Regions from separate parts of the Homo sapiens genome. Here region 1 is linked to region 2. A link is an interaction called in ENCODE POLR2A ChIA-PET data of the cell type or tissue named here. Cell type or tissue: PC-9. All regions are shown on one strand. Links, peaks and the distances in the headings refer to the core of each region. The heading gives the core; the rest is flanking DNA. Region 1 overlaps GNAQ (G protein subunit alpha q). Region 2 overlaps GNAQ (G protein subunit alpha q).

Evidence for each region. ChIA-PET counts read pairs that join two places held together with the same protein. Peaks named below come from ENCODE experiments on the same cell type or tissue, not always from the same donor. Only the 100,000 strongest peaks of a DNase experiment are listed, where the experiment ranks them.
Region 1: POLR2A ChIA-PET joins it to region 2 with 11 read pairs; 4 of 35 experiments call an interaction of 5 or more read pairs at or near these places.

The regions. Positions count from the first base shown.
Region 1 is chr9:77,936,438-77,953,371 of GRCh38, reverse strand. The region is part of intron 1 of GNAQ (G protein subunit alpha q); the gene reads left to right. Among named protein-coding and RNA genes, the nearest start is that of GNAQ, 87 kb to the left of the region's middle. In PC-9, for the core only: no CTCF peak of the experiment used is centred there; no DNase peak of the experiment used is centred there.
Region 2 is chr9:77,875,960-77,892,893 of GRCh38, reverse strand. All of the region lies in intron 2 of GNAQ (G protein subunit alpha q), which reads left to right. Among named protein-coding and RNA genes, the nearest start is that of GNAQ, 150 kb to the left of the region's middle. In PC-9, for the core only: no CTCF peak of the experiment used is centred there; DNase peaks (open chromatin) are centred at 5,033 and 8,323; H3K4me3 peaks cover 1,093 bases; H3K27ac peaks cover 4,080 bases.

The DNA.
Region 1 (16,934 bases), core at 4,984-12,983, 60 kb before region 2:
ATCATAAACATGAAAATAACATAAACACCCAGAGATGATTTTGTTGAGAGACATGAACTAATTAGGGGTTCTTGCACTTAAATGCACTTTCAGATCATCTCAAGAACTTGTGTAAATAGACCTGGTCCTACATTTCCTGGGATGGGCTATGCTGAGGGCACCTTTCAGATAGGCTGGGTGTAACTCCCAGACCAGCAGCAGCAGCTTAGGAGCACTTGGCCTTACCTAACCTCTTGGGACCTCTGTTTCTCCACGTCCAAATTGTTAGCAACGATTTCCAGCTAGTAGGCTTCACAGAGCTGCTGTACTTGGAACTGAACACAACATGATACTTTATTGGAGTGTATTATTTTATCAATAATGTAGCTTGAAAACAAGTTTTCTGTGTTTATTCAAACCTCTGTGTAGTGAATTAACAACAACAATTGCTGATGTTTATAGGATTCTCAAAAACATACTTAATATTTCCCTGCTTTCTTTTTTGGAAGTGTTTTTCATGTTTTCCCAGTTTCATTCTTGTCTTGGTATGAGTCACTAGCATGAAACCTGATATTTTGTTTTATTATTTATTAATGGGCTTCTTAGACATTTACCAATGAATAATTAAGCAATACAAGGAGTGAAACAGATGTTGGGTTTAGTAGTCAACTGACACTTTCTGATTTAGCATGGTAAACTGAATTTGGAAGATGCTAGATAAATGCCTAATGGCTATTTTGCATTGAAATTTAATAAATAAGGAGTAACTTGATGAAAGCTAAAACTTAACTTTTTTCTGCAATTCTTAATTTTTCTTCATTTCTTAACTGTTCTAAGGCAATCATTTGAAAACAAAATGTAATAAACTTAAGAATAAAGTTTGGAATAACAGCACAGTTGGATACTGCTAACATACTTATTTACTTTTTTATTATTTGTGTCATCAATATTTTTGTTATAGAATGACTAAAAGTTGGAAGATAGAAGTGACAACTTCTTATAAAACAAGTATTCTTTGTACTGTTTTAATATTATGGATTCAACATACGCAAGGAAAAATTTTGAAGGTAAAATTAAAAAGATTTCTTCTCTGTTTTGTAGAACTGTTGGGTCATATTCCACTCCAGTGTAACTTTAGAACAACAACAACAGCAACAATGTTATTTTAAATATAAAAACTGAGTATATTTCCTGCTTCAAATCAACCCACCTTTGGGCATATTTTCTCACTTTGTTAAGTGGGTTAGAGAAATAGAAAATACAGATACTACCCAAACCTCAATTTCAGGCTTCCCAGGAAATGTTTTTTAAGAACAGGGAATTGAATATGAGTTTTGTCTTTTTGCCCACTCATGATTATCCTGCTGGTCATCAGAATGCCTTTCGGCTGAAGCTAGACGGAATGAGGGTAAGGAGCAGACATTCCCTGTAATTGAAGGCCTGAGATTCATGGGAATGGATGCTGTGTTCCATGTCCTAGGTCTGTGGACCTGCTTTGCGTCACATGCACTGATCCTAGGGACAGAGTGAATATTGAACAAGCTTATTTAGGAAAATTTGAAATGTGAGCTTTGAGATCATTCACATCTCTTGGATCTGATAACTCATCGAGATGACCCCCTTCACCACCTTCCCACAAATGGAACAGAGAGAATCGTAAGGTTGGGTGGTAGAAAGGCCTTGGAGCTCATCTATGCAGCCTCTCCTCCTTAAAGTAACCCCTTCTGTGGTGTTCAGGTTGAGGGACCTATTCCAACCATGGACTGAGAACAAATCAGACTTTACAAAAAGAGGTTGACCATTTATATGATTACATTTTTAGGTACACAGCTAAGTAAATAAACTATAAAGTTGACTAATTTGTCTTGTAAAAACAAACCAAATAAGTAAATAAACTATAAAGCTTGACTGATTTTCACAAATACCTGTGGCATTTGTGAAAGATGAGTCCAAACATATCTTTAGCAATAACTGATTTATTAAAATAAGTGAATGGGCTGGATGAAGTGGCTCACACCTGTAATCCCAGCACTTTGGGAGGCCAAGGCGGGCAGATCACTTGAGGCCAGGAGTTCAAGACCAGCCTGGCCAACATGGAGAAACCCCGTCTCTACTAAAAATAGAAAAATTAGCCGGGCATGGTGGCGTGAGCCTGTAATTCCAGCTACTAGGGAGGCTGAGGCAGGAGAATCGCTTGAACCCAGGAGGTGGAGGTTGCAGTGAGCTGAGATTATGCCACTGCACTCCAGCCTAGGTGACAGAGTGAGATTCTGCCTCAAAAAAAAAAAAAAAAAAAAAAAGAACACTTGACTGCGTTCAGTATTCATATTTTATAAATGTGCCCTAAACAAAGTATACTGGGGTGAAGATACAGGATATACATCTTGGCCTCATAGTGTTTTTAATCTTATCTAAAGAATGTAGCTTTTTTTAAATTAAAAAGTTATTTTATAACCTTTTTAAATATAGATGTTTTCAATGACAATATAGTATTTTTAGCAGCTCCGCAGTATTATGTTTTATAGATGTCTCTTATTTATTACATCAGGGCCCTATTGATTGATTGATTTATGTGTTTCTGCTTTCTACCTATTATTTTCTACCCTGTTTTATTCCCCCAGCCATGAGAACATTGTAGTGATTATCCTTGTACCTGTGTTTTTAATACTAACTGGTTTCTTTCATAAAAAGTGTTTAGTGAAAAACAAATGCTGTGCGTGCTCATTAAAATTTCAGATGGCACAGAAATAAATGAAATGAGAAGTGAAGCTTCCTTCTCCTTCCCCATTTCCTCCCTAGAGATAACTACCTGTAAACATTTGCTTGTTTATCAGTACAGATGTTTTTGTTTTTCATACATGAGAAAGCAGATATTGGAACTTTAGTAGATGGGCAATAGGTTGCAGAAACGAGCATGGGAAGGTAGCTGTATTCTGAATGGGGAAGGCTTGTGGGAGCAAACGGCTGCTGGTGTGTGTGTTCAAGGATGGGACAAAAATGTGTTGTAACCTGTTTTCCTGCATCAGGTAGTGACAGCCATGTAGCGTGGAGGCACAGAAGCAAATCAGGGAAGAATCAGCACTAAGAAGTGAGCAAGCTTAATAACATACTGCAGCTAGAAAATGAGTTACTTCCCCCAAATGGGAGATTCCCTTTGTAAGGAATTGAGAATTTCATGATGAGTTTAGAGCTGACCAGCACATGAATATGAGCTTAATGGAATCATTTCTAATTGCCTCCAGAGAAGCAAAGTTTCAGGAAGGGAACCCGGTAAGAACATTATAGTATGTAGTTTAACCCAGATATGATAAGTTTTTTGATAAGAGAAGAGTCAGGGTAAATAGGAAGGTTCATCTGTGAGAAATAAAGTACAGGAAGAGGGAATGGAGCTGGAGGAGGGGGGATTATGTGAGGGTTGTTTTACACCAGATGGAGCAAGACTTGGCTGCATGGATCGGGAATCTTTTTTGAGGATAGCTTCTTCCAAGGATTCAAGACAAAAACCAGATTGCAGGAAATTCAAGGGGGAATTGGAGAATAGGATTCTGAACCAAGGTGGAGCTTTCATTGAGTTAGAATATGAATAAAGATACGGGAAATATGGAAAAGTTTCCTGCCCACAAGGAGAATGTGCATGTGAATCTCTAATATTTCCCTTTAAAAATAAAATGAAGCTCCCAGCTCTGGTAGACCTGGTGTTAGCCCCACATCTTTTCCTGCAGACAGAGCAATAGGTCTTTCCCTTCCTCTAGCTCACCTATGCCAATTTTCCAGAGCTGTCAGGTCTAGGGCTGAGATACTGGTTGTGGCTCTGCCCCAGCTGCTGCTGTTCCCTCATTAACTCCAACCAAGGGCTTTGGGACTTGTGTGGCCGGCACTACTGCTCACTCATGTTGGGGTCCATGCTAACCAAGTTCATATTTGCTGGGAGCCCTCTCTCAGCCCCAGGAGTATTCCAAAGCCCCTGTTTCTCCCAAGAGATTCAGAATTTGAATTCTGCTTTGGTTCCCATTGTGGAATACTGCTGTGACAATCTGTCTCACTCCCCAGTGGCCTCTGAGCCTTGTGTTGCCACCACATTCATTTCTGCCCCTAAGGACTGAAGTTCCATCCTTGAACTTGCCTCTGCACCAGGGCTGAGCTATCTTTGCTTCTAGCCTCATGGTGTGTGGCTGTTGCTCTACAGCCTGGTGGTGTCCTGGGTTCACATACCAGTTTTGCCGCTTAGTATTTCTTTGGGTTCAGGCCAGGTATTTAACCTCTCAGTGTCAGTGTCCTCATTTTGTATTTTAATAATATGAATTTTCTGTCTGTTATCCTAAGAAGGTGGCTGCTTCAGTAAATGCAAGGGAATTGATTGAACACAGGCCTCGAGGCATGTGTGAGATCCTCTTGGGGAGACCCTGGGGCACCTGAAAGGAGTTACAGTCTTGTGGGAGAAGTGGGCTGTCTGTATCAAGACATTGTGGGCAGAGGAACCGACACCAAGTTCCAATGTGACTCCCAAATGGAAAGTATCTAGGGGCAGATGCTTCACACGGAGCTGTTGGTTCTTGGTCAGGTGTTTGTCTGTTCATGTCCTTAGGGTCCAGGTTCAGTGGCTGTAGGAATATTCATTTAAAAAGGATAATAAATCTCCTAAACAATGCTAGGGAGGCTTCCCAGGCTGCAGAATCAGGAAAATAAAATTTACCTCACAGGGTTATTTATAGGATGAATGGCATGATTTGGGCCTAACGAATAATGGATGTTCAGTCAACAGTAGCGGTCGTTCTTTCTGCTGTGCTCTGCCCACTTCTTAGGACGCTGTGTTAATTCTTGCATGCACAGGCCTAGGCTGCCCTCCTGGCTGGACCCCACAGTCATCTGCCCCCCCTCTGTGTCCTCCTTCATCCGTGTCCTCTTCCATCCCTACCGCTAGGTCCCCCGCTTTCTGAGTAGTCCCGTGTCAGGCCTCAGTCTCCCTTTCTTTGCTGGAAAAGGGTAAAAGGCCATCTCTGGCTGATGAGTGCTAGCAGTTTGTGTCCTGTGTTGGGATAGTGAGCCTGCAGTCCAGTGAGGTTCCTGCGAGGAGCAAGATTTGGATGCAATTCTTCATCAGTTTAAAATGACTATAGTTTTAAATATTACCTATCTTTTACTACATTTAGGCCCTCTGAGGATTTAATATAGGCACTATTTTGTTAATTGTTTATACTATCTTATAAACATGTTAATTCACAAATAACATTATTTTATTCAAAAACATTTATGCCGTTTTGAATTGTTCCTTTGTATGATAGGTATAGGAGATATTCAGAAATAAATATTAATAACAATAGTTAACACCTGTCTAACACTTTCTTGTGCCACGTATTCTTCTAGCTACCTTCACACATGTTCATTCATTTAATCCTCAAGAACCACCCTATGAAGTAGGTGCTCCTATTTTCTTCTTTTTATGGATGGTGGAAAAAGAGGCCCAGAGATTTTAAGTAAGTTGCTCTAGGTCCCACAGCTGTTAAGTAGCTGGGCTGTGAACAGAGGCCTTATGGCTCTGACACCTGTGCTCTGAGACCAGGCTGCTTCCATGGCGCTGAAGTCTTGGCATCATCTGGCCCCTGGTTAGACATGCAGAATCTCATGCTCCACCCCAGAACTGCAGAATCAGAATGTGTGTTTTAATAATGTTCCCAGGACATTCGAATGCACAGTCAAGCTTCAGAAGCACTGTTCTAAACCATTCTGCCTACTTACTGTCTCTCCAGCCATGGGAATTTCATTGTTGTGGGGGAAATAAAGGGGCATGTATGGGTAATAGCTGCCCTTGTAACATTTTGGTGAAACAGATTGAACACCAGTTGAGTGCTTTAGACATTTCAGATTCCTTCCCAGATAGCCTCGTGTCACACACTTCTGTTTCTTGTACCCACACATGCATACACAACCAGTCACACATGGCTTTTGTGAAGTTTAGTAAATTTAGAGATAACATGGGATGGCACTGGCATAGGGCAGAGTCATGCTTGTGGTGTTTTGAAAACTTGTCCTCTCTTCGTTTTAAGTTGGGGCCCTCCCCACAGCCTGTGCCCCTGGGAAGTACAGTCCAGCCCAGGGCTCACTGCTTGCCTCCTTGTGGAAATAGCCTGGATAGACTGGTCCTCACCCTTCCCCCTCATTCCAGTAAATAAATGTCTTTCTTGTTACATAAGTAATTATAATCCAAATGTAATCACATAATAGACATAGAAGGAGCAGCCAGCTGGCCTCTGGGGAGTTGGCCAACTTAAAGGACAAGAATGGGGGAGGTTTTGCCCAGCAGAGAAGGATATTTGGGGAAAGGGAAGTAAAAAGCCTGAAGGTCTGAAAGAACATAGCTTGTTACTCGGGAGAAGTTGGGCGTAGCCCGGAGAGGGCAAATGAGGCTTTATTGTGAATGGCTTTATTTGCCATAATATTAAGTTACAGAATTTATTTTGTGGCAGTCAGGCTCTACCTGTATTGCTAAGGGCTCTACCTGTATTTTTTGCAAACAAACCCTGTGAGCTAGGCATCATTATCCTCATTTTGCAGATGAAGAAAGTGACAGGTCCCTCAACTTGCTCAAAGCTACCTAGCTAGTGGTAGTACCTGAATCTGATACCCTGGGCTTTAACCCATGTGTTACTGTTGATCCGTATAGCAACTGCTTTAAGGCATCAGAAATACACTGTTATTGTGTAAAATAAAGACTGCAGTTAACAACAATACAGAGAAGGTTTCATTTTATTTTATTTTATTTTTGTCTTATTCTGCATTGCCTATTTGAAGAGACTGGTTTTTCCAGCAGTCAGTGGTGGAGCACGACTGCTGGGTCATACGCCCAGGTTTTGCACGTTGGTTTGTGGGGTGCAGGCACTGACTGACTAGTGCTAAGACGTAATGTGCTTTTGATGGAGTTTCCTTTGCCTGGGTGTTTTTGGGGTTTTTGGAAATGTGGAATCTTAAGAGGAAGAAAACATAGTATTTATAGAGCTGGAAAATGTTCTGCTTATTCTCAATCCTTTATTGACATAGTGGTTACTCTGCTGTTTTGGTTGGCAGTGTGATTCTCTTAGTTTAAGCAAAAATTTCTTTTGTCAACAGGTAGATTACTAATAAGGATATTTTACTCACCAAGAAATTCCTAGGAACCCTTTTTCTGGACACATCAGACTTCACAAAATGTTTCTGTTTTTCTTTAGTTCCTGTTGCTTCTCTCTTCTTGCAGTATCCACTAGCAGCATGGTGGTTGTTCTGTAGATAGTGATGTTACCACTTCACCATTTGGTCCTCTCTCCTCTGCGTCAGTTAACTTCCCATCTAATATTTTGTTCTGTGAACTATTCCAGGAATGATTATCAAGCTCTCGTCCTCCACTTAAAGTAGCAAGGCATGCTAGCATTTTCTGTTTAGGACTGAAGAAATGCCTGCAATTCAGGAAGTGTGGCAACCTTATAAGTAGTGGGAAAGTTAGAGGATGTAAACTTGGGTGATTCGCATAACTTCAGTAGACCTCAGTTTCCTCATTTATAAACGAGGAGGCAGTCTAGAGCCTTTAGATGCGGCCTCTAAGGGTCCCTTGGATGAGGTGTAAAGTTCATGTTCTTAGGGAACTTCACCACTAGTACTTGGCTGCCTTTAATAGGTCTTAATGCTCCTATAAATTTAACTATATTATCCCTTTTGCCCATTTATGATTTATTAATAGCTTTAATGAATTGTGAATGACAGTTTAATTAGATCATCCATGTATAATTAGGGCAACCGGGTTTTTTTCCCTAAGAGGATATATTTTTCATCCGTGAGTATGTAGCTTACCTCTAACCTAGGTAATTAAGCATTTTAAGGCATTTTCCAAAATAAGAAGGCTTTTTCTGTTTTCCTAATAAACACTTTATTGAAAAGCCACATGCATAAAATAATGGAGGGCCGTTTTGACCTAGGTTTTGCATGTAATCATAACCCAGACAGACACAACCTGAGGCAGTACATTTAGTTTAGTGGTAACAAAGCAGTGTGGAATTTAAGAAATCTCTCTCTCTCTTTTTTTTTAAACTACTTATTTTCTTACTTTTTGAGTAAAGCAACTTTATAGCTACTTCATATCTGTTTCAAGTGCTACATTTTCAAAGCTGGCAAATAGATTTACCTCTTTTGTGAAGGTGCCACATTAAACACTTAAAAGAAGAAAATCAGCCTTATCTGATGGATGATCCCCAGTTAATAGCCCAAGAACCAATTTGTATTTGGCTTTGCGATGTGTTTTTCTACTTACATTTGAGTATGGGTGTGCCTGATATTCTCGGAATTTACAATACTTCAAACAAATAAGGAAGTTGCACTGTGAAGACAGACTCAGAAGGAACTGGAAAGCTGACAGACCTTTGTGCTTCCCCAGCCGCCTTGCTGAATTCTCTGCGGTGGGTTGAGACCCCTGGTGTTCTTGGATGGGACAGCCCACATGAGCAGAGTGGCTCTCCCTTGTTTCCTTTGCTCTCTTTGGATTTATATCCTTCCAGAACTAGCTGTTTCGTAAAGTATTTAGACTCTGAATACCTGAATTATTCAGATCTTCTTGTCACTCCAATCACAAACAGGTAATTATGGAATCACAGCTGCTTTAAAGAGGCAGTGTGTCATCTTGTGTTCACTGAATATTTTACTGTACTTTACACAGTTAATTTCACACTGGGCAAGCTAAGTTAGTGTCAAAGTGGCAGACCAGATTTCTCTTGCGTTACAATGAGTGGCAGAGGTTGGAGCAATGCCTCAGTGGAAGAAATGGTGGTTCACAGAGTTATGTGAGGGGTCCCATGAACTTCCACCTACTCCCAAACATATTTTCTACTGGGCCTGACCAGAGGGGCCTCAGAGGTTGCTGAATGGTAAGTTTGGTGGAGGAGGGAATAGGAATGGTTTGGTTTCTGGTCTAAAGAGGATATATGGGGTGAGGCGGCTTGATGGTGCAAGGATGATTGAGTGTTTTAAATGAATGGTTTAAGTGACAACCTGCATCTTGTATACACAGCTTCATAAAACAGCCTCTATTGGTTGTTTGATGGAGCCAGGTGATCTGGTATGGCGGAAGATTTGTGAGCCCCACTGGAATAATTCTAAAATGCTTTTATTATAGTTTTTGATTATGAAAGTAATTTATTTTCAAATGTACCAGATTTTTGAAATACTGAAAAGATTAAGAAAAAAAGTACTAGTATTGCCATTAGCCAGATATCCTATTGTTAATATTATGTATGTATTCTGAATGAATCAGTAGATTTTGAACAGGTATCATTCGTTCATACTGCCTGCCTGTTTTCTCTTCTAATATATGAGGAACATATTTTCTCACTATTGAATGTTCTTCTAAAGCAGTATTCTGGTAGTTGCCTAACACCACATGGGACAATTTTAAAATAAGAAGTCACTGGCTAGGCACTGTGTCTCACGCCTGTAATCCCAGCACCTTGGGAGGCTGAGGTGGGTGGATCACCTGAGGTAGGGAGTTGGAGACCAGCCTGGCCATCATGGCAAAACCACATCTCTACTAAAAATACAACAATTAGCCAGGCGTGGTGTTGTGTACCTGTAAATCCCAGCTACTCTTGGGAGGCTGAGGCAGGAGAATTGCTTGAACCCAGGAGGCAGAGGTTGCAGTGAGCCAAGATCACGCCACTGCACTCCAGCCTGGGCAACAGAGCAAGACGTCGTCTCAAAAAAAAAAAAAAAAAAAAAGTTAGTTACTTCCAGGATAAAGGTACTTTATTTTTTTTTCCAATTTGTGTAGTAGAGGAAATCAAGCTTTAATTAAGAGTGGTCTCACATGAATGTGCATACTAGAGATTTATATCATTATAGAAAGAGAAGACACTTTTGAGTTTATCCAGTCTGACTCTTGTAAATATGGGAGAATTGTGACCCATATTATTCCTGTGACTACTGAAAGTCAAACATTTTAATCGCAGAAAAGGGACTAACATTCCCAGTGTTCTTGCCCGTGTCATGTTACATTTGCAAATCTGTTACAACATATTTTTCCTTTTCTCAAGACACGTCGAACATGTGTCAGTATATACTGTAGTTAATATCTCTTAAGTTTCTTTTGTGGTTTGTAGCTTGGCTTTAAAATGATCTTGAGGCTCAAATTTGACTCAGGAACCAAAACCCCTGAGGGGAGCCCTTTCCTTGGTTCCCTGGGTTAGAATAATCTTCAAATCTATGTTGACCTGAGAGCTTTTGAGGTCAGAAATGGGTTCTGCAATGCCCAACATCTGCCTTGTGAGGTTATTAGTCTTATGTGCTAACTGGGACTAGTGGAACTTCTAAAAATAGTACTCTTTTTTCATGGATTTTGTTTCTATCCATTAAGAAGTCATCATTCCCAGCCCATTTAATGATAAATGAAAACCAGAAAGGTAAATTCACTCATTTACAGTCAAATAACCAGTTGGTTAATTATTGGATCCAAGTGCAGCAGATTTGCAAGGATTGCAAAGATTGCTTAAAATTTAATTTGTAAATGCTTGTTAGAAATTTGTAAAATACAGACAAAAAGATAATATAACCTGTATTTTTACAAGCCAGACACAGCTATTGATCATATTCTGGTAGATTTCAAGTGTCTTTATTTTTAAAAGTTTTCTACATGTGGATATTTGAAGGGGTGCAGTTGAGATAATTATGCATTACCCTTTTTTCTTTGATCCTCTACTGTGTTTAGGGTCCTGAGGTCAAGGACTATGAGGAATATATGTGGTGGGGTGTTGATTGATTTTCTACTTTTTGGTGAGTTTCCCAGGAAATCTATTGGGAATGCCTTATTATTTTTTGTTTCCATTGATTAGGACAAGGGTTACTAATGTAAAGGCTGTGGTTTTCATCCAGCATGCCAGTTCTGTTTCTGCTCTGTCCAGCCAACCATTTTGCAAGTATATCACAGTACTCACAAAGCAGAGTGATGGATCACTGCAGAATTAAGAAAAACAACTCAACCCAAAACATGTTCTGCTAATGGCTCACTAGTAAAATCATTCCATTATATAATATTCAAATTCCTTCATATAATACTTGACCACTCTCTGACATTTTCTTGTATATTTTATCTCAGTTTTATCTTCACAAGGCTGGTCTTAGAGGAATTCCAAGTACAGCCCCAAACTACCTCACCTTCCACATCTTCTGACTTAAAGAACATGATCTTTTAACTCTGTTACCAGTTCTGTTACATCTTTGAAGTAAAGTCCTTGTAAGGGGATAGACCTTTTTTTTCTCCCAGTTTCTTAACAACTGTTTTATTTTTACAAAATATACCATTTTAATTTGTTAAATTGGGAAAATACAAGTTAGCAATAGGAAAAAGAGAAGTTACTCATCCTACCACCCAGAGATAATCACTTTCAACACTTTATTATAGATTTTTCTACCCTACCTCTTTCTATATAATACTCTGTGTGTGTGTGTGTGTGTGTGTGTGTGTGTGTGTGTGTGTATGTATGTTGTATGTAAGTGCACATTTTCGAGAACTGGTATGAGGTTTACATATGAATTTGCAGTCCACTCTTTCCATTTGGCAATATATTGTCAACAGTTTTATTTAGTTAAACGTAATAAAACATTGTTTCTCCTAGTTGCGTAGTCTCTCATCATATGGATGGACTGTTATTTATTTTACCCATTCCTTATCGTTGAATGTTTAGGTTTTGATTTTTTGATGCTTTTAATCAACTGTGAATACACATCCAATAGCTAATATTTGCAACATACATGAGCATTTCCTTGGGGAAAGTTGCTAAAAGTGGAATCACTAGAGCAGAAACGTATACAATATTTTAAGATATGGTACCTATTGGCCAGGCATGGTGGCTCACGCCTGTAATCCCAGCACTTTGGGAGGCCGAGGCAGGCGGATCATGAGGTCAGGAGATCGAGACCATCCTGGCTAACATGGTGAAACCCCGTCTCTACTAAAAATACAAAAAATTAGCCAGGTGTGGTGGTGGGTGCCTGTAGTCCCAGCTACTTGGGAGGCTGAGGCAGGAGAATGGCGTGAACCCAGGAGGCGGAGCTTGTACTGAGCCAAGATTGCGCCACTGCACTCCAGCCTGGGTGACAGAGCGAGACTCTGTCTCAAAAAAAAAAAAGATATGGTAGCTATTGTTGAGTTTTTTTAGAAAGCTTTGTGGCTGTTTGTATTTCTCACATTGGTGTATAGAATTCCAATTTTGCCTTAGATTTCCAAATCCTAAATATGAGCATTTAAAAACATCTTTGCCAATTTAATACTTGAAAAATATTATGTCATTGCCATTTGAATTTGTTAATTCTTTTAATACTTGTGAAGCTAAATTATTTTTTAGTTGTTACTTTTTTTTCCAATTGCCCTTTTCTTTATTGGGAGATTTAAAAAAATGACTTGCAAATTTTTTTTTTTTTGAGACGGAGTCTCGCTCTGTCGCCCAGGCTGGAGTGCAGTGGTGTGATCTCGGCTCACTGCAAGCTCCTCCTGGGTTCACGCCATTCTCCTGCCTCAGTCTCCCAAGTAGCTGGGACTACAGGCGTCTGCCACCACGCCCGGCTAATTTTTTGTATTTTTAGTAGAGATGGGGTTTCACCGTGTTAGCCAGGATGGTCTCGATCTCCTGACCTCGTGATCCGCCTGCCTCGGCCTCCCAAAGTGCTGGGATTACAGGCGTGAGCCACCGCGCGCAGCCGACTTGCAAATTTTAAAATACATCACTATTAACTCTTTGTAGTATTTTGCAGATACTTTCTCCCAATGTGTTAGATTCTTTTTAAAATTTAATTTAATTTTTCTTTTTTAAGAGACAGGGTCTCTGTCGCTCAGGCTGGAGTGCAGTGGTGTGATCTCTGCTCACTGCAGCCTTGACCTCCCAGGCTCAAGTGATCCTCTCCCCTCAGCCTTCCAAGTAGCTAGGACCACAGGTGCCCACCATGCCCAGCTAATTTTTGTATTTCTTTGTAGAGATGGGGCTTTGCCGTGTTGCCCAAGCTGATCTCAAACTCCTGAGCTTAGGCAGTCCACTCGCTTTGGCCTCCTAAAAGTGCTGGGACTACAGGTGTGAGCCGCTGTGCACAACCTAGGTCCTATTTTTAAAGGATTGTTTGTTATGGGAGTTCATACACTTTTTATAATCTGTAATATGCACTATAAGGGATATTAGGACTGTGTACTACTGCTAATATTCAGATTTTTTCCATGCCCTATGTTCTTCACCTTTATAACTTCTCTTCAGCTTTTTAGATGCTCTTTTACAACCTTCTTCTATTCCAGAATACTTTTAATAGGATCATATGTATGTCCCAGTTTGCCTAGGACTATTGTGGTTTACACATATTGTCTAGTATAATTTTTAATAGTACCCCTTTTACTCTTAGAAATTATTGTTTTAGGATGATAAATTATATGATCACCCTAATCATTAAGTGTCAGGACATCAGCGAGTACATAACTGTGAGGTAACCCAATCAGAACTACTTTCTTGGATTTGGTTTAAAAGGGGAGGGTGCAGAAATCAGGCTTGCCACACAGTCTTATATTCTTAATATGCAAAAGAGTTCAATGGCCATGTTTCAAAACACCCAACATATTATGATTATAAAATATTCTCTATATGGCATTATCTGTTTGATTCTTGCTAATTCTTGTTGGACAGAATAATTACCTACTCTAAAATTAGGTTGAAATCAAAATTCCAGAATGAGTTTTTTCACCCAGTTGATTATCTGTTATGGCTATTGACTTGTGGTTTGGATTTTTTCTGTTTTTTTCTTTGCTTTCTGTATTATTCATTTCTGGAGATGAATTGGGAGAGAAAAGGGGGGAACTTATTTAGTATTTTAGAATTATTCATGCTTTATACTATCTCAAGGTGGTGAAATTTATGAGTTTATAGTCAGCAATAGGTTGGGACATCAACTGTACTCTTCAGTTTTAGTAAAAATAAATGAGTTTTCAATAAGGTGACTAAAATATTCCTAGTGAGGTTTGAGTAAACATATTTAGTTCTTCATGCTGCAGGATCAGAATTTTCTTATCAAACTGAAGGCACATGACTCATGCGTAGCCGTTGCATGCATTAATAGAATTTGGAAATTTACTTTTGGCCCAGTGGAGGCTCTGAGGTAGAGTTTCATGGCCATTGCTATAAAAGACTGTAAATGTGTGTATTTATTCAACATTTCTAGAACCTTCCTTGCCCCTCATTCCATATCCTTAGGAAGGTCATGGGGACACACCTGATATAGGAGAACAGTGGGAAAGAAGTGACACTGGAAGGTGGGATAAACTTGATTTGTACTGGTGTCTCTCCCAGGTCAGCCTGGGCAGACCCTCACACCCAGAGAACCCTCAAGGCTGCCCTCTCCTCCTTCATGCAGCCATTTGCTACATTGCAGAGGGGCAGGGGGCCCTGTCAGTCCCATCTGCCTAGTTCCACTGGTCCTCCCACCACATCTAAAACCTTCCATCAACCAGTATCCAGATGATTTTGTCTCCTGCTTTGAATATTCAGTTGTGCATACTTAGCAGCGTTTCCCTTCCAAAGCCCCAGGAAGAAGCTTTCCAGAATCGCGCTTCTAGCCTGTATGCCCTGAAAATGCGTTTGACAACGTAACACAGCTAAAAGTGGCCTATCAGCTTCACACTTCACCAGTTTTCCTTCTGGACCTTCCAGTAGTGCTAAAGGTGCTCCCATTTTCTCGGATTCCCAGGTTCAAGCCGTGCTTCTTTCTTGGTCTCCTCTTTCTCTCACTGCAGCACAGACTACAGCCACAACCTGCCTGTTCTATCTTTTCAATATTAAGTCCTTCCTTCTTGCCCATTTTCACCACACAATTTCAGGCACTTACCTCCTGTGTGGGCCTTGCGGTAGCTTTCTTTGGTCCCATTTATTTGTTGTGTTTCTTCCCTGTAAAATTGAACTGTTTGTGCCATGCCAGTGTCTTCTTCATGAGTCCTATGATGAAGTTCTTACCTGCTCAGAACTTTTCAATAGCATCTCATAGGCTGTTGGATCTGATCCAAACTCTGTCATGTGTTACATAGAGAAAGAACAAAGCGGTTACATCAGAGCCCACATATAAATATATATAGTTGATCTTCTGAATCCATAGGCTGTGTGGATTCAACCAATCTCAGATGCAAAATACTTAAAAATAAGTAACAATAAAAATAACCTAAATAACAATACAGTATAACAACTATTAACATAGCATTTACATTGTATCAGGTATTATAAGTAATGTAGAGATCATTTAAAGTATACAGGAGGATGTGTGTAGTTTGTATGCAGATGCTATACCATTTTATATATGGGGCCCCTAAGCATCTGCAGATTTTGGTATCGGTGGAGGGGTGAGGGTTGTCCTGGAAACAATCCCCTTGATACCAAGGGACAACTGTACTTGAAAGCCAAAACAAGAAGGAATGCATTTAGCAGCAAGCTCTTCTATCTTTTTTTAAATTTTATTTATTTATTTATTTTGAGACAGAGTTTCACTCTTGTTGCCCAGACTGGAGTGCAATGGTGCAATCTCAGCTCACCGCAACCTCCGCCTCCCAGGTTCAAAGGATTCTCCTGCCTCAGCCTCCCGAGTAGCTGGGACTACAGGCATGCCCCACCACGCCTGGCTGATTTTGTATTTTTAGTAGAGACAGGGTTTCACCATGTTGGTCAGACTGATTTCGAACTCCTGACCTCTGGTGATCCGCCTGCCTTGGCCTCCCAAAGTGCTGGGATTACAGGCGTGAGCCACTGTGCCCGGCCAAGCTTTTCTAAGTAGTGTGATGTTTTGAGTAGTTAGGTATTTGACAACTCCTTAAAAGTCTCATTACCCAAATGGAAACGTTCTAAAATGGATTGTGATGATGCTTGCACATATCTGTGTATATATTAAAAATCATTGAACTCTACATTTTATTTATTTATTTATTTATTTTGAGATGTAGTCTTTCTCTGTCTCCCAGGCTGGAATGCAGTGGTGCGATCTTGGCTCACTGCAACCTCCTCATCCTGGGTTCAAGCAATTCTCCTGCCTCAGCCTCCCAAGTAGCTGGGATTACAGACATGCACCACCACTCAGATAATTTTTGTATTTTTAGTAGAGACAGGATTTCACTATGTTGGCCAGGCTGGTGTCGAACTCGACCTCAAGTGATCTGCCCCTTTGGCCTCCCAAAGTGCTGGGATTATAGGTGTGAGGCACCACGTCTGGCCAGAACTCTACATTTTAAATGGCTGAGTTGTAGGGTATATATGTGATATCAACAAAGCCGTTATTTAGAAAAAAATTAATTACCTGTACTTTATAAAATTCCTGTGGCACCTGTTATAGTACAAAACAAGCAATAAGTAATGACTTAATTGCCTCAGCAGTAATATTTATTAAGAAGAATATATGGAAAAGAAAGAAGAATACTTCATCATTGGAAATTTTCCCACCTCTATATTCTCAACTCTAGTTTGTGGAAGATCTAGAATATTGTAGCAGTCATTCATTTAATATGTAGTATATTGACAGGCTCTAAAAAAAAGTTGATGGTGAGTATACTTGGGAGAGCCTTAAGTACACAACAGGACAAGAAAGGAATCATTCTAGGGTCAGCGTTAGGCTACAGCTTTTGGTTTTTGAAGCCCTGCCCCAACTCATGTGTGGTGTGAGTGCGGGGGTATGGGTGTGATTTCACAAACCCCTGGAAATATCACCCAACTTAGTGATGCCTAGTGATTCAATATTTTCTTTTTTTGATTTGTTAAAGTATTTTGCATTTAGTTGGTTTAATTTCTGTTAACTTCCTTACTGGTTCAAGTAAGCAAGTACAGTCTATGTGAGGCACTGTTTTCACTAGATGCCTTAATGACTTTTTTATCTTTTCTATGATGAAACATTTCAGGGGGAAGGTTGCATATAAGACAGTTGGTTTCTGATCGTTTTTTTAA
Region 2 (16,934 bases), core at 4,577-12,576:
AAGAGGTGAAGGAAAAACTTTGAGGAGCTTCTTGTTTACCAAACATGACAAGGGATTTTCTTTCTTTTCAAAGTATGTATTATTTACTAGTTTCCAAAAGGGATCATTCAGTGTTTTTAATCTCCTCATAGATTCTTATCTGTGCCCTATAAATGAAGCTTTTTTCAAGTGAGAATGAGTAGCATATGTTTGATTTCCACGTCATTTATGCCACAGAATAAAGCCCAGGTCATGTTAATATTCAATAATGCTCTTCAGCTTCTATTTTTAACAAAACATTGCTTATGACTGTTGTTAAAGATCACTCGCAGCACCGAGGATTTCACATCTCTGAATGAACTTTTTATGAAATTCACTCTTGTAAGATAGAACATCATATATATATTCTGAACACTGTCCATGAAAGTGGGCATTGACCTAGAAGAAACCAGTGTGGGTGTGATAGAAACCAGTATTGAACCTATGAGAAATCCAAGACAGTGTCCTTCTTTGTGTTTATTTTGTGTTTGATAATCAGTTGCAGTGGTTGTGGGCAGAGCTGGGAGCCTACTTAATGCATTTACATGGCATAGGGAGTGATAGAAGGTACTTGTGAAAGGGGAAGAGCTGCAGAGGAGTGAGGAGGATGGGTTCCACACTAGGGCTGGAAAGCCCCATGAAGACAAAGCAGGGGAGAGAGGCCCCACTGTGACAGATAACGTTTCAGAAGAGCTCAGTGGACTCAAAATCCATGCACTAGGCTAGATTTAAGAATCCCTAGATGCCATAGAAGGACAACTGAAACTAGAACCTAGTATGTTTTAAAATAATAATATAATTTGCTGCTCAAGACCTATTAGCAAACAAACAAACAAAAAAACAATCTGGGGGGTGCTTTCTGGTTACAGAATCTTGGCTTTTGAAAAAAGGCAGGGTTTGGTGAAATTAGTATTTAAAGGCTTATTTCTCATCTTGTTTCATGCCTGGGGCGATGACCTGGCTTCAAAGCTGTAGTTCAAAGGGGTTTGTCCACAAGGATTAGTTGCTTAGAGTCTAAAATGTGCTTGAAGGGGAAAAAGAAAAAGCTTAGACACTAAAGGAATACATGCTAATGAAATCACACTGGAAGAGTGAACAGCAAGCACTGCACACAGTTGTTTGGTCTGTGTTATTGATATGGAGGCCTTGCTAATGAGAACTAGTACGGCTTTCAAAGCTCTGACCTCACATATCTAATAGGGCAAGCAAAATGGAAAGACAGCGTATACTTGGGGGCAGTGAGTGGGCCTCAAAGAAGTGGCAAAGGCAGGGCCCTCAGGCTGGGGTGTTGAGGAAGTCCTAGATGACAATCGTATAATACATTCATATAAAGACAGAGCAATAGCAACATGTCCTCAGCCTTACAAAAGGAACTTAAACGTGAAATTTTCTTCCAAATTATGTGGTGGCAAGGTCAGTAAATTGCTTTATTTTTAAGATGTAAAATTAAAATAACCATTTCCCGATCTCCTACTTCCTCCCCTCCCCAAAAAACAACCTATTTTAGGTAAAGGAAATAATTCAACAAAAATATACAGAAACTATTTAAACGTGCAGAGAAAAGATAAGAACTGCTGCTACGAAAGAGAGCAAGAGATGGAGAGGAGAACGTGTGATAGGGCTGGCTACTGAGAATAGGCAAGAAAAAGAATAATTTAGATGAGAATATGTATGAGGATATATAAATGGCAAAATGGATACAGTAAAAAAATCAAAATAAGGAAAACTAAAGGTTCTCATTTTTGCTTAAGTGCTGACTTCAGTGCATTTTATATTTGAATATTATGTTAATGAATTAGAAAGTTAAGCCCTGAAACAAGGATACATAAAGTAAGAAACAGATTATGGAAATTTAAAACACTCTCTTGCTATACCATATCTTTTGCATTTCTTCCTTCTCCTACTCCTCCAGGGAGACAGAGTCTCACTAGCTTGCCCATGTTGGTTTAGAACTCCTGGCCTCAAGTGATCCTCCTACTGGGATTGTAGGCATGAGCAACTAAACGTGCCCCACCTATACCATGACTTTTGAGTAAGATACTACCATCTGACGAGTCTCTGGGCAAATGATTGAAAACTAAGTATCCTGATCATGTCTCCTCAATGCATTTTTGATGGAATTTTTGTTACTAGAGCTATGCTGTTGTTTTTTTAGACAGAGTTTCACTCTTGTTGCCCAGCCTGGAGTGCAATGGTGTGATCTCGGCTCACCGCAACCTCCGCCTCCTGGGTTCAAGCGATTCTCCTGCCTCAGCCTCCCAAGTAGCTGGGATTACAGGCATGCGCCACCACGCCCGGCTAATTTTGTATTTTTAGTAGAGACGGGGTTTCTCCATGTTGGTCAGGCTGATCTCGAACTTCCAACCACAGGTGATCCTCCCACCTCGGCCTCCCAAAGTGCTAGGATTACAGGCATGAGCCACTGTGCCCAGCCTTGCAATGCAGTTTTATGACACGTTTCTAATTCTCATATTTCTATGCCCCCTCTATTTTCAGGATGAAATAAGAACATTTAGAAAATGAATGCTACTAAAGCTTTCTTAGGCATAGCTTAAGTAATGCCAGATGGCTTCGATAAATTATTATGAAGTCTTTCAGTCAAACTCTCAAGTTTTTTAGGGGTCTGGAAGAAGTACTGTGGAGGATTCTAGGAGTATGGTATGCCAACCCAAATAACCAATACAAAGATATGTGCGAATCGGCAATTACATTGGGAACAGAATTAAGATACATTATAACTAAGATAAAGTATTTCAAAATTTAAACATTTAAAATAATTTTTAATAAAGAATAAAGTAGAAAACTTACAAACCCATGTCTATTTGAAGGATTAGCTATTATGTGTTTTGTAAGCGAGTAGATAAAAGGAGTAACTAACTTGTAGTTTTACTTGTTTTTAGTATGCATATTATAGAATGTTTGCATGTAAAATTAATACAATTTGACTTTGACAAACATTTCGGATAACTGGAAAGATGGAAGCAAAAGCTTCATTTGGGATGAAATGTCAGTTTATTAAAATTTCTAGGCCATGATAATTTAAGAGTTTGGGAAAAAACCAAAAGAACAGGTATAAAGATAGTTGTGCATTTGGTTAGAAATAAGCGGTGACGTATTTTGACAAAGAGAAGCATACTAATTGAATACAGTGGGCAGGACTCATTAGAGACTGTGATAATAAAGGGAAGAGAAAAAACAAGAAACATTTCTGCCTGGTATCAAGAAGGACTTAACACAGCAAATTGGAAATGAACTTGCAGCATCACTAGGGATCTGGAAGGATCAACATGTGTCCAATAAGCATTGGACAGTTGATCCTTCTTTGAGAATATTCTGAAAACCCTGCAATTTACAGACAAAAGCAAGATGCTAGAAACAGATCAGAAATGAATAAACATCATAATGAGACATTAAACAGGATTAAGGATTTTTTTTTTTTTTTTTTTTTTTTTTTTTTTTTTTTTTGAGACAGGGTCTGGCTTTGTCGCCCAGGCTGGAATGCAGTGGCAGGATCTTGGCTCACTGCACCCTACGCCTCCCAGGCTCACGCAGTCCTCCCACCTCAACCTCCTGATGAGTAGCTGGGACTACAGGCACGCACCACCACACCCGGCTAATTTTTTTTTTAAAAGATGGGATTTTGCCATGTTGCTTAGGCTGGTCTAATTCCTGAGCTCAAGCAATCTTCCTGCCTTGGCCTCCCAAAGTGCTGGGATTACAGGTGTGAGCCAACATGCCCAGCCTCAGGATTAAGGAATTTTTTTGAAATGTTTAATTCAGTAGGTATGGCATGACTAAGTAAAGTGAAGGAATCAAAAGTTGTTTTGAGGTGTATTTAAAAGATGATATATGGTGCTTCAAAGGAAACTGGGCATTCAAGTTGTAGAATGACAAAGAGGAGTTCAAGCTTATGGGAAGAATGAAAAATTTTTTGATTTTCTAATTTGATTCTAAATGTCATGCTGAAAATGGAATCTCTTCCGTGTCCTCTCCCCTACTCTGAGGGAGCAAATGGCTTTAGTGCTTTGATGCGTCAGACACTCAAGGGACTTTGCTAGACTAATTGTTAGTGAATAATCCAGAGGCTCCCATTCTGCTGCTCTGATTTACAGGAATGATTATTTTCCTCATCTTTCTCATAAACCTCACTTTTTTTCCAAAATCTGACACTCTTCTCAGCCAGCGTTCCACGTGAAGAATAAACAGACTCAGTCTGGATTTTTCAAGATTCAGAGTACTTTTTTTAAGGCAAGCAGAACTCCAACCTTAGGATAACTCAAAATAAGGTTTAAATGGTAAAAGTTCATCTTGTCCTGAGGCATTAGGGGATTGCGACAATGAGTAGACATTTTAAATATTTTCACTCTTATAGCAAGCCACTTTTCTCCTTGCTGCATTTACCCCACTCTGCTCAGGAAAGTTGTTTAGTGAGCTATTACTGCTATACTTTCCTATTTAGATGTTTTCTCTGGGAACACTAATTTTGAAGGTCAAGAATTCCAGAAGTCATTCAAGAATTAGTATTCTGAAATCTGTGTAGTAGCAGGAGGAATTATTGCCAGTGATCTAGAATGAGGATTCTCAAATGTTTTAATCTTAGCACCTCTTTATATACTTAAAAAGTTATCGTGGATTCCAATAATGAGCTTTTATTTATATTTATTTTATTTTAATGTCTATTGATATTTATGTTATTGGAAATTAAAATTGGGACCCCATCAAAACAAGTGTGTGCAAACACCCATTCCATTAGCCATCAGAAAGATGTCATCATTGCATGTCTTGAAACTGCATTGTGCAGTCATGAGAGAATGTGAGCAGTAAAGGCACAAAATGTCTTAGTGTTAGTGTGAAAGTAATTAGGCATCCCGTACCCCCTTCAAGGGTCTCAGCAGTCTCCAGGAGCATCCCGATTACACTTTGAGAACTACTGATCTAGAATAATTGCTAAAAGAATTATTCATGTGCCAGTACTTGGCTCATAATGTCTTCAGTAAATATTTATTGAAAGGGTGTGGACAAAATGATTAAGAGTGCAACAGAAAGAAGCCTTGGGGAATAATAGTGTGTGTGTATATGTATATTAAAAACATGTTATATGTAGCATGTGATATGTTATATATTAATATAACATCTAACATGATTTATAGTCTTTTAATATTTCTAAGAATATATGGTAGAACAATAATAGGAACATTCTGCTTTAACTGGGGGGATTAGAAGATTAATATTCTCTGAATCACAAGCAGGCACTGCTGGAAGTTCACTAATAGTGCACTCCAGCAAAATGCCCACAGTTTATCTGGTGTTCCTTACCTATGTCCATGGACACAAAACTACATATAGAACTGCAGAACCTCTTATTGTCTTTTGAGATAGAAATGTATGGAGTAAAGCAAGCAAATAGTAAAGCAAGCCTAATAGGCTGGGGCTTGGCCCTAAAAACTATTTCCTTATTTTCTTTGATAAATGAAGGTAAAAGGAGTATTAAATCCAGTTTGGGTTTGAAATTACAGACTAAAAGAATAGGTAAATTTGCTTTACTGTCTTCACCCTGAAGTATAGAAAATGAGTCTTCAGTTTTTAGTAACATTGAATGTATCTGCCATTATTCAGGAATCTTGATTCATTAAATCATCAGTCAAAGCAAGCTCAGAGCTGTTTCCCAAACATGGGAGACCCTGCTCAGCTTCTCTAAGCAACTGCATATTTTATTTTATTTTACTTTATTTTATTTTACTTTATTTTATTTTAGAGACAGAGTCTCTCTGTGTCATCCACGCTGGAGTGCAGTGGCGCAAACTTGGCTCACTACAACTTCCACCTCCCAGGTTCAAGAGATTCTCCTGCCTTAGCCTCCAAAGTAACTGGGACCACAGGCACCCGCCACCACGCCCAGCTAATTTTTTTTTTTTTTTTGTATTTCTTTAGTAGAGATGGGGTTTCACTGTGTTGGCCAGGCTGGTCTTGAACCCCTGACCTCATGATCCCCCTGCCTCAGCCTCCCAAAGTGCTGGGATTACTGCCATGAGCCACCGTGCCCGGCTGCGTATTTTATTTTTTTGGATGGCTAACATGCTAAGCTGTATCCATAGCCAGATAGATAAAAGGTTCATGAGCCAGTAGCTTTTCTTTACAGCGTTTTTTTGTTTATTTGTTTGATTGCTTTTATTGTTGTGATTGTACAGCCAAAGATGATATTCAGTTCACAATAAAGTTTATTTTACATCATTTACTCTTTCATTTGTCTTGTAAATACTGTATTGTCAAGTGATAGAAATTTGTCCTACTAACCAAAATATTTCCTGCTAACCAGCCCCCTTTGTTTTAAGCCAATAGAATCCTCTTTTTTAAAAAATTCAAAGCTCATTCCAGGAGTCTGTGGGGCGTTCTTTCTGAACTGTAGCAATTCATAATGCTCCCACTTTCTGGGGAGAAATGGTTGGAACACTAGAGATTAACCACTAAGATGCTTTTTTTTTTTTTTTTAAGAGCATAGCTCTAAATTTAAGAAATCAATTTAATAAAATGTGAAATGTGTAAATATATTTTCTGACAGATTTCTCCAGATTTGTTTAATTTTACAAATTAAAAAATGGCTGTGACCGGGCGTGGTGGCTCACACCTGTAACCCCAGCACCAGAACTTTGGGAGGCTGAGGCTGGTGGATCACCAGAGGTTAAGAGTTCAAGATCAGCCTGGCCAGCATGGTGAAACCCCATCTCTACTAAAAATACAAAAATTAGCCAGGCGTGCCTGTAATTCCAGCTACTCAGGAGGCTGAGGCAGGAGAGTCACTTGAACCCAGGAGGTGGAGGTTGCAGTGAACCGAGATCGTGCCACTGCACTCCAGCCTGGGTGAGAGAGCAAGACTCTTGTCTCAAAAAAAAGGTCCTGCCTTTCTTTTTAAATGCCAGGGAGACTGTATTAGAGCATTTAATAGATCACTGAATTATATTACAATTTTAAACCTTAAGGGGAAGGCTTTTATTTTTATATCAGCATTTATTGAATTTGAATGTAGTTTCAACAAAAGACAAATTTTCATGTTGATAATAACACTTTTTTTTTTTTTGGTCCTTGTTCTTGTTCTTTCTCTTCCTAGTTTTCTCTTTCAATCTCATTAAAAAAAAAAGTTTTAGGGAAATGTAAGTTGTCCAAAATTATGAGTGATTTTTAGTGAATTTGGAAAGAGGCTTTTCTTTCCATCCGTACTGAGACAGTAACCTCAGATTTGGGGCCTGGTATTTCAAACTCTTAAAAGCAAAGGATTGTTTTTGTGGGCTGTAAATGTAGAATGCTGTAGCTACTGGGAAAGTTAAACAGAAATCTAATTTATACTTTTCTCCCTTTCTGAACTCAGTTGCTAAAGCACAGTTAACTCTCAGAGAGTTGTGCTGGACAGGGCCGACCCTGTTGGTATGTGTTTGCTTTTTTCTCCCCTTAACAAATAGAAAGAAAATAGTTCATTAAAACCTACTACCCTCACTTTTCAGCAAAGCTCACTTAGAATTCCAGTTTGTTCTTGGAGTTTTGCTTGCATCCTCATTTTCACCTGGCTGTGTGCCTGGCTGGTCTCAGCCTTCCCCGGCTCCTTGAGCTTGCTGACTTCCTGAGCTTGAGTAGAGTTTAGGCCTCTGTCAGGGTACTCCTGCATGATGAGGCACTGGGAGGTTCCAAAAAAGACCACAACTTTGGGCACATTTCTTCATTGCCCTTACCTCTGGTTTTCTTAGCTACAAAATGAAGGTATGGGACAAATATCTCTAAAACCCATCCGAAACTCTGTTATTACTGTAACAGTAATAGTCCCTGACTTTGGACAGCTTGGTATAGGCCAGGAATCTGTGTAGTCTTATTTAGTCTTTAGAAACCCAGCAGGTGGGTTCCATTATTTTCTCCATTTTACAGATAAAGCTTTGAGAAATGGGTGTATTTCCGCAAGATCACAAAGCTACAAAGGAGAATAGTACTTTCTTTTCAAAATCTCCCTCTCTGAACTCTGACACCTACAAGGGATTGCTGATTCTTGACCAGTTTCTTAACTCACAGTGCCCTTGGGGCATTGACCTCTCCCAGGTAAAATGAGACATTTATAGTTAAGGGAATGCTGATTGAAACTTAGACTATGATGGGGTAGATGGGTGTACTGAGATGCAAACTATGCTTCCCGAGTGAACAGCCACAGCCTGTCCTCCTTAGGAAAGAATGACCTTATTAAGAGCAGCCACCAATGATGACAACAGGTATAGGTGGAGTTTTAGCTTCAGTTTGAGGGGGTGGGGTGGAGAACTTATTCTCCAGGCATCTCTGGCTTTGCAGCTAGGATTCCTAACTCAGATTCCTAACTCCTTATTCACCATTATGGGAAGTCGCACTTTTGTTGCAGCTTGCTTCGTTCATTGTTTTCTTTCATGCTTTAAAATTTTTTCCCGCTTGAAATAAGCCTTCTTTTGGTTTCCTAATAGTCGTTTGCATTTTCTCTTCCTCTGAAATATAGCAGAACAGAGAAGTCAGGCAAAATGGCCAGCAGACTGATTAGAGACAACTGGCACATAGTGGTCCTCAAGGCAGCTGGCTCAGCAGGCAGATTGGATTAGAACAAGCCTTCACACCCCCACAGGGGCTTGCCAGAAGCAAGTGCTGGAGGAGTCACCTACACAGCTTCAGAGAGAATCTTTTTTCCCCTCCCAGTTCCAACCCTGAGAGTGTTTCTGAAGCTATAGAAATGCTAGTAGCTCTGAGCATCTTCTTGGGCTGGCTGTCTCTTTTTGTCAGTTGTTGCATTATTTGCTTCTCACCCAGAGCAGCCACCCATCCTGAGATTTTATCTGCAGTTAGAGAATTCTCCCTCCATTTCTGTTTTGAGGGCATACTTGTTGGTCAAAGACATCCTCTTGTCTTCAGTTAAACCTGTTTTTCTGAAATACCAAAATCTTGAGAAGAATTTGAGAGCCTGTGACAGTGTTAAATAAACTTGGCAGTTTCTACTTCATGAATTATCAAAACTACTTTGGTGGGCAATGAACAGGGAACAGAGACTAGACAGTTTGGATTTGGAGTAAGTGGAGGAAGCAAAGATAGGGTGTGACCACATGGGACAGAGCACATTTTCCTAGAGACCAAAAACTCTGATTGTACCCTGGTCCACAGACTCAGTGCAGAAGCAGGTATATTAAAACCCAAGCCTTATAATAGATACTGGGAATGCCAAAAGCGAGGAGAGTGGGGGCGGGGGCAAGGGTTGAAAAATTACCTATAGGTTCAATGTTCACTAGCTGGGGAATGGATACACTAGAAGCCCAGTCCCCGCCAGTATGCCATATACCCATGTAAAAACATGCACATGTACTGCCTGAGTCTAAAATTAAAACAACAACAACACAGAACCTAAGGTTTGGAAAAAAAAAAAAAAAACTACCCCCTTTTTTCTCTGTCAGAAGTAACCACTGTTCCTCAGCCTACCTAGAAAAGCACTCTACTCTGATTCATAAGTTTCTTTTCTCTAAATCAGGCAATGAGAATGAAGGTACATGAGGTGTCTGGATGTTTTTGATGCTGCTGTAACCATCTGGAGACTCTCATATAGGGCACAGTGTCACTTCCCTGGCCACTGGCAGAGGCTAGGCTAGCTGGGGACACACTGGAGAGAGTCAGGGTAAAGACTTATTTATAGAGAGAAATGGAGAGATGGGACATCAGTTATATTTCAGTTAACTGCTGGAACATGTCCCTACTTAAACTTCCAGCGACTATGTTTTTCCCCGTAACTTAAACAATTTATTTCACTAATCACATCTGTTCTCTTGTAAGATGGTTTCTTGGGTTAGTAAGCTGTGAACTGAAGTGTTTGCATTTTGATTTTAAGAATTTGCTTTTTTTCTCAGAAGGGTGCTAACTCTTTTAGACATGGCTTTGATATATGTGTTTGGTAACAACAATAGACTTATTGGTATGGAAATCATGAGAATAAGTTAAATGCTCAGATAGTTTCCCTCAGAAACAGTAACATATTCCTGTGTATCTCATCTGCACAAAGGCACTTTAAAAATAGTTTATTACAAAAATAATTTAGACAATACAGACAAGTGAAAACGAAAAAAAAAATCCCATCAAGTGTCATTTCCTGATAGGCTTGTGAATACTTCTAAAATAGTATCTTTCTAGTTTTTTTCCTATGCTTTTTTTCTATCTCACCAAAAACTGGATCTCAACACATCATTTTTCATGAACCTCGTGGTGAATACCATTCCATGTCATTTGGCCATCTTCTCTAGCCCTGTGTTAGTGGCTGTGGACTTTCCCATTGTATATCTTTAAACAGCTCGCATAATCAACCCAGGTTGTTGGACATTTAGATTATCTCTGGTTGTTCACCAGTATAAGCAGTGATGCGGTGAAATTCTTGAAAACCTTTTATCTTGCTTGTTTGCAACCTTTAGTTAAATTCTTAGAAGTGTAATTTGCTGGGTCAAAGGTTTTGCCAAACTGCCGTCCAGATGGCTTATTTTTTTAAGCTTCTGGGTTCAATTTGGGTTATTTAAATACAAGATCTGGAACAGTAATTCTCATCTCCCATTTTATTTACCACTTTTCCTATGTTTGGGGAAAGAGAAAAGAACCTCAAATCAACTCATATATCAGCAGGGTCTTCTGGTTTTCATAAAATTATGTATAAAGCTATGGCCATAAACTCATACTGCTGTTTTTTTATTTGTTTGTGTTTGTTTGTTTGAGGGGAAGGGAGTCTTGCTCTGTCTCCCGGGCTGGAGTGCAGTGGCTCGATCTCAGCTCACTGCAACTTCCGCCTTCTGGGTTCAAGCAGTTCTCCTGCCGCAGCCTCTCAAGTAACTGGGACTACAGGCGCCCGCCACCATGCCCAGCTGATTTTTGTACTTTTAGTAGAGATGGGGTTTCACTATGTTGGCCAAGGTGGTCTCGAACTCCTGACCTCAAGTGATCCGCCTGCCACGGCCTCCCAAAGTACTGGGATTATAGGCGTAGGCCACCATGCCCGGCCCATAATGCCATTTAGAAGAATTCTTGGCAACTGATTCAGTCAGCAGCAGTTTTCAGACTTTGATCCTCTGTACACCTTTGGTTAATACCCATAAAAACTCAATGAAGGACAAGAATTGGGCAGAACACAGATTGACTGAAAACACAGCTGTTCTGTTAAAAAATAATCAACCAGCCAGGCATGGTGGCTCATGCCTGTAATCCCAGTGCTTCGGGAGGCCAAGGTTGAGGGACAGATTGAAGTCAGGAGTTCAAGGCCAGCCTGGGCAATATACTATAGCAAGCCCCTGTCTCTACAAAGAACAGAAAAATTAGCTGAGCATGGTGGCATGTGCCTGTAGTCCCAGCTACTCGGGGGGCTGAGGTGGGAGGATCACTCAAGCCCAGGAGTTCAAGGCTGCAGTGAGCTATGATAGCGTCACTGTACTCCAGTATGGACAACAGAGCAAGACCCTGTCTCTTAAAATAATAATATTCAACCAATGGGACACTTTTCATTTATTCACCAGTGAGCTTTTGGCCCTGGCCACGTGCCAGGCAGTGTTCGGGGTGCTTGGGATACGTCAGTGAACAAACCAGACAATGGCTCTCTGCCGTTGTGCAGCTGACATTGTAATGTGTGTCTGTGTAGGTGTGAATATATTGCCCGTTTTGGGGGGGGTGCGGCATAAAATAAATGGTAAACATAATTTGTGTAGAAAAAGGTCTATATTATGGGAACAAAATAGATAGTAGTGTCAGGGGCTTGGGACATATACAGAATGAAGTAAGATGTCAGCCTCACTGAGATACTAGCATTTGGGCCAAGACCTGTAGGTAGAGAGGGAGCATGCTAACTCCTATGGTGAGCCTGGCAGGGACGTGCTGTGGTCCAGAACTTCAAGGTCTTCAAGCTATTTTTGCACACCCATAAGCATAAGCCCAGAATATATTCAGTCCCAGTTCCTACTTCGCTCGTGGTCCTCTAAAGCACTGTCTTCAGCCTCAAACCTGTCATGCAGGGACAGACCCTGGGAAGCATGTCCTTTCCATGCAGTGAAAAATACTCCATGCAGTGAAAAACACACTCCAGGCATAATGCGTATCAGCAGGGGCAAACTAACAGAAAATGAGTTGTTCCAGAAGGAACAAAACATACTTCATGATGAAGGCAAATTGTTTTTCACACTTAGCTAAATAGAATTTGGGATGTGGGGTGCCATGTGCAATTAATGAAGTAGGCTTTCTCAAATGAAAATATGCCACCCTGGGCAACATAATGAGACCCTGTCTCAAAAACAAAAAAAACAAAAAAAAAAAAACAGAAAAAATCATCCAGGTGTGGGGCACATATCTGTAGTCCCAGCCATTCAGAAGGCTGAGGTGGGAGGGTCGCTTGATCCCAGGAGTTCAAGGCTAAAGTGAGCTAGGATCACAACACTGCACTCCAGCCTTCCAGTTTAGGTGACAGAGTGAGACTCTGTTTCTAAAAAAGAAAAGAAAATACGGTCCACCAAGATATCTTGACTTACTGGCTGTCTTACCTGTGTGAGAAAGGGTATAAATAATTCCACTGGAGAGTGGAACTATAAACATTATTACAAATTCCTAAACACTAAAGAATCAGACAGGACATATTTCTGAGCTCTTTCCTTTTTTATGGTGGGGAAACTAAGGCCCAGGGAGTTCAGTGAACAGTTCAGCTGCTTCTCACAGCAGGTCCCTCCTGGGGCCACGGTATTGCCATCAAGCTTCCTTGTTCATTAGAAGAGCTGACTGATTAATACATTTCTAAATACCATCAATTATGAGATAATTTCCTATCACCTTTCCTTGATGTGATGATTGATTTTCTACTCACTAACGTGCTGTGTGGCATGCTTGGACACTAAACAAATTACTGAACTTTGTAATTTTCTTGAAGGAAATGTAATGCACACATAATGAAAACCAGACAGGGGCTGTAAAATACAGCTAACTGGGATTTTCAAGCCTCGCCACATTTCAGAACCCAAAGGGCAGAATTTACTTTTAACCTTAGTGAACTGGTTAGGTGAGATTTTTCAGATATGGTCTGTTTTCTTTCTAGTCACAGTCTAAGTCTTTCGGTTGAATCTCACCGTATCATATCTGCCTCTCAAGGGACTACTTTGCAGTACTTTGCAAAGGCATTAGGTATAATTTTAAAAATATTTTAGGCCTTATTCACAAATATCCATTAGATATCAAGTGATTGCCAAGAAAGTAATCAACAAAACTAGAAGATATGCCTTTGTAGTAAGTCTGGACAGATATTACTCATACGTCCAGTAAGAAAAATCCAGCATCGGCTGGGCGTGGTGGCTCATGCCTGTAATCCCAGCACTTTGGGAAGCCAAGGTGGGCGGATCACTTGAGGTCAGGAGTTTGAGGCCAACGTGGTGAAACCCAGTCTGTACTAAAAATACAAAGCTGGATGTGGTGGTGGGTGCCTCTAATCCCAGCTACACTGGAGGCTGAGGCAGGAGAATCATTTGAACCCGGGAGGCGGAGGTTGCAGTGAGCTTAGATGGTACCACTGCACTCCAGCCTGGGCCACAGAGCAAAAACTCCATCTCAAAAAAAGAAAAAAACTAAAAAAGAAAAATCCAGCATCCAGTAAGAACAATTTCTGGGTGACAGACAATTTTTTAAAAAATAGTCCTTTAAAAAATTACAATTAAAACTGCAGTATTTTCCTGTATTTTTTTCTATTTTTCAGATGCTCTTAGTTCGTTTTTACTTTCCATGCTCATTTTCCTCATCTTATTTTTTTATTTTTTGGTTTTTTAAATTTGTTTGTTTTGTTTTTTTGAGACACAGTCTTGCTCTGTCACCCAGGCTGGAGTGCAGTGGTACAATCTTGGCTCACTACAACTTCCTCCTCCTGAGTTCAAGCGATTCTCTTGCCTCAGCCTCTTGAGTAGCTGGGATTACAGGCATGTACCACCACGCTCGACTAATTTTTGTATTTTTGGTAGAGATGGGGTTTCATCATGTAGGCCAGGCTGGTCTCGAACTCCTGACCTCAAGTGACCCACCCACCTTGGCCTCCCAAAGTGCTGGAATTACAGTTGTGAGCCACCCTGCCTGGCCATTTTCTTCATCTTAACTGAAAATCTTATCCCAAATATCTTACCTTTAAAATGTCTATCTCAAATATTTAGTTTAAAAGCACCAAAACACATCTTAATTTTTACCCTCTTCTCTTTTTTTTTTCAGGAACCTTATTACCCGGTTTTCTTTAAATCAAATAATTAGGGGTTGAAATAATCAAATAATTAGAGGTTGAAAGTGCACCAACATATTAGGTGCATTTTATGGCCCAGGAAGTGCATTGGCATTTTATATACAATGCAGTTCAATTTCAAAAATCCTATTTATTAGGTGTTACTAGGTGATATGATCGTCTTAGAGATGAAGAATCCAGCCCAAGAAGATGAAATTGCCCAAGTCACAGATTTGTAAGGCACAGAGGTGTCATGTAAACCTTGGCTATTTTGAATTCAATCCTTTCTTTCTCCTTCCCTTTCTGCCATTACCCTGGGCCATTTTCCCTAGACTGAGTTTTAAAATTTTTGGTTGGATTGTAGGTTTTTTGTGTTTGGAAGGGTTTCAAAAAAAAAAAAAAAAACACCAAATACCTCTTCCACTTTTTTGCGTAACTCCTACCAGAGAGCCATCTCATATTCCTGGGAACTGGCAGTCAAGTTAGGGACTAAACAAAAACAGTAATTCATTCAACAATTATTTGTTGAACATAATGCAACTAAAAACTCTGCCAGTTGCCAGCAGAATGAGACCTATCCTGTTCTATCTTCATGGAACACCCAGGCTAGTGGGAAAGAGGGACATGGTAATTAAAATTGTGGTGTACAGTTCAAAGGGGAAGCAAATGGTGTTAGGGAAGAGGGCTAGACATTAAGTTTTAGTCAGTGGAGTGGACTGAAAATGCATTGGGCATTCGGGAATGGGAGTAGTTGGGGCAAACTTGTTGGAGGTACTAGAACTTGAACTGCAGGGCCATAAATAATTACAGTAACAGAGAAATGAGCATTGCAGATGGGTCTGCGTTGTTTGCCATGCAATTTAAACCCATTTTCTCCTGCCCTTGTCTCATAAAAATGGGTCATTCCTGTTAGCCAAGAAGAGATTATGCTATTCAATCAAATTCTTATGAATTAGTTATTTTAAGTACAGAATGGGATCATATACTTGTACGTGAAAGTCAGTAATTAAAGTAGGTTACGGTAATTGTTTTCACACTCCTCCTCAAATAAAAAGCATAATTTGGTGGAAGATATACATTTATTACCCACCTATATTTTTTCCCTAATTTGAAAAATAATACAGGAGTCTCAATAAATGTGCAGAATCTATGTTTGAAAATACGTGAACTTGTCTGTCAGCAATTCAGCTTCGATTTTCAAGTGTCCTTGAAAAGAACTGATGAGTTTTTACCTATTCTCGTCATTACATGGGGTGGTGAAGGAGCTACTTCTGTTTCTGAGACTACTATACTTAGTATTTATAATGCTAAAACAAAGTTCATGAAAAACCAATGATACCCTTATAATGATAGTTTCTATGACATGGAATAGGGATTATAAACAAATTATATGAGTACAGAATATTTGAATATTCTTCGGGGAGAGTTGGTTTACAAGACAAGCATTGGAGCCATTATTAGGTGTAGAAAAATGTGACAGAGTAATTGCAGCTGCCCATTCATTCGTAGGACTTTCTAATCATTCTTGGGAACATCCCTATTGAAAATGGCTAGTCTCAAATGACTCCAAATATGAGTTTTTTGGCTACTATGTTGAAAATCAATCTAGTTGAATGGATTTGTTATATTATATTTAATTGATGATAATAATAGATATGGCCGTCTGTTTTAATTGATTTTTCCTCAGTTACTCTGTGTGGAGAATTTTGACCTTTTAAGGTTCTATTTTGTGGCTAAGAGATAAAGAAAGTCAAGTTGAGACTATCGCTGTTGTAGATAGCTCACACTCCTACAGTTCTCCAGTTTTTAAATGCTTTCTCAGAGACTGGAGTTGAAGCCAGCTCACTGATTTATTACTGAGTGACCTGGGGCAAGTCCCGCCTTCTTCTTTTGTAAGTAGGGATCCTAATAATACTTATCATATAGGTTATTAGGAGGCTCAAAGAGATAAGGATCAAATGAGAATTAATGTCCAGTGCTTAGCATAATGCCTGGCACCTAGGAAGCAAATCCCTTAATAAACAGTGGCTGGAAACAATGGGTTTAAGGCAATCCTGTAAAGGAGATATGTTTGCTTATCCTCATTTTAGGGTTAAAACAGCAGCAACAACAATTATAATAAGTCCCTGTTATCCAGCAGGTAAAGTGCCAAGTGCTCTATGTACATTACTCTATTTCATTTGCTCTCTACAACTACTGTAAAAAGGAAATTTGTTGTCATTCTGTGGAATAGAGTGATTAAGCAGCTTGCCTAAACTCCCCCAGACAGGGATGCAGTTGGAGCTAGAAAGTTAACCGAGGCCTGGCTGACAAGGCCTCATTCTCCATCAGCTGGTCAAAGGAACAGGAGCTCTGCATCCTGTCCTGCTCAGTAGAGGAGGAAAGGAGACAGCTCCTCCGGGAAATCTAGAGGAATTTGCATTCTCTGCCTGAGCTGGCTTGGGGCCAGCTTTGTGGAATCCTGGTGCCAGTTCTTTTTCTGCTTCAGGGGCTATTTTTTAAAAAAATCAGTAGTTACATTTTATGTTTACCAATAGATTTATATAGCAAATGATATTTGTTTTTTATTTAAAGCCACAATATCAAGTGTCTTTTTAAAAATATAAATAATAATCCTCATGGTATGCAGATGTAGCAGAAAATTGTGCAGGTGGTATGTGGGCAACTGGAT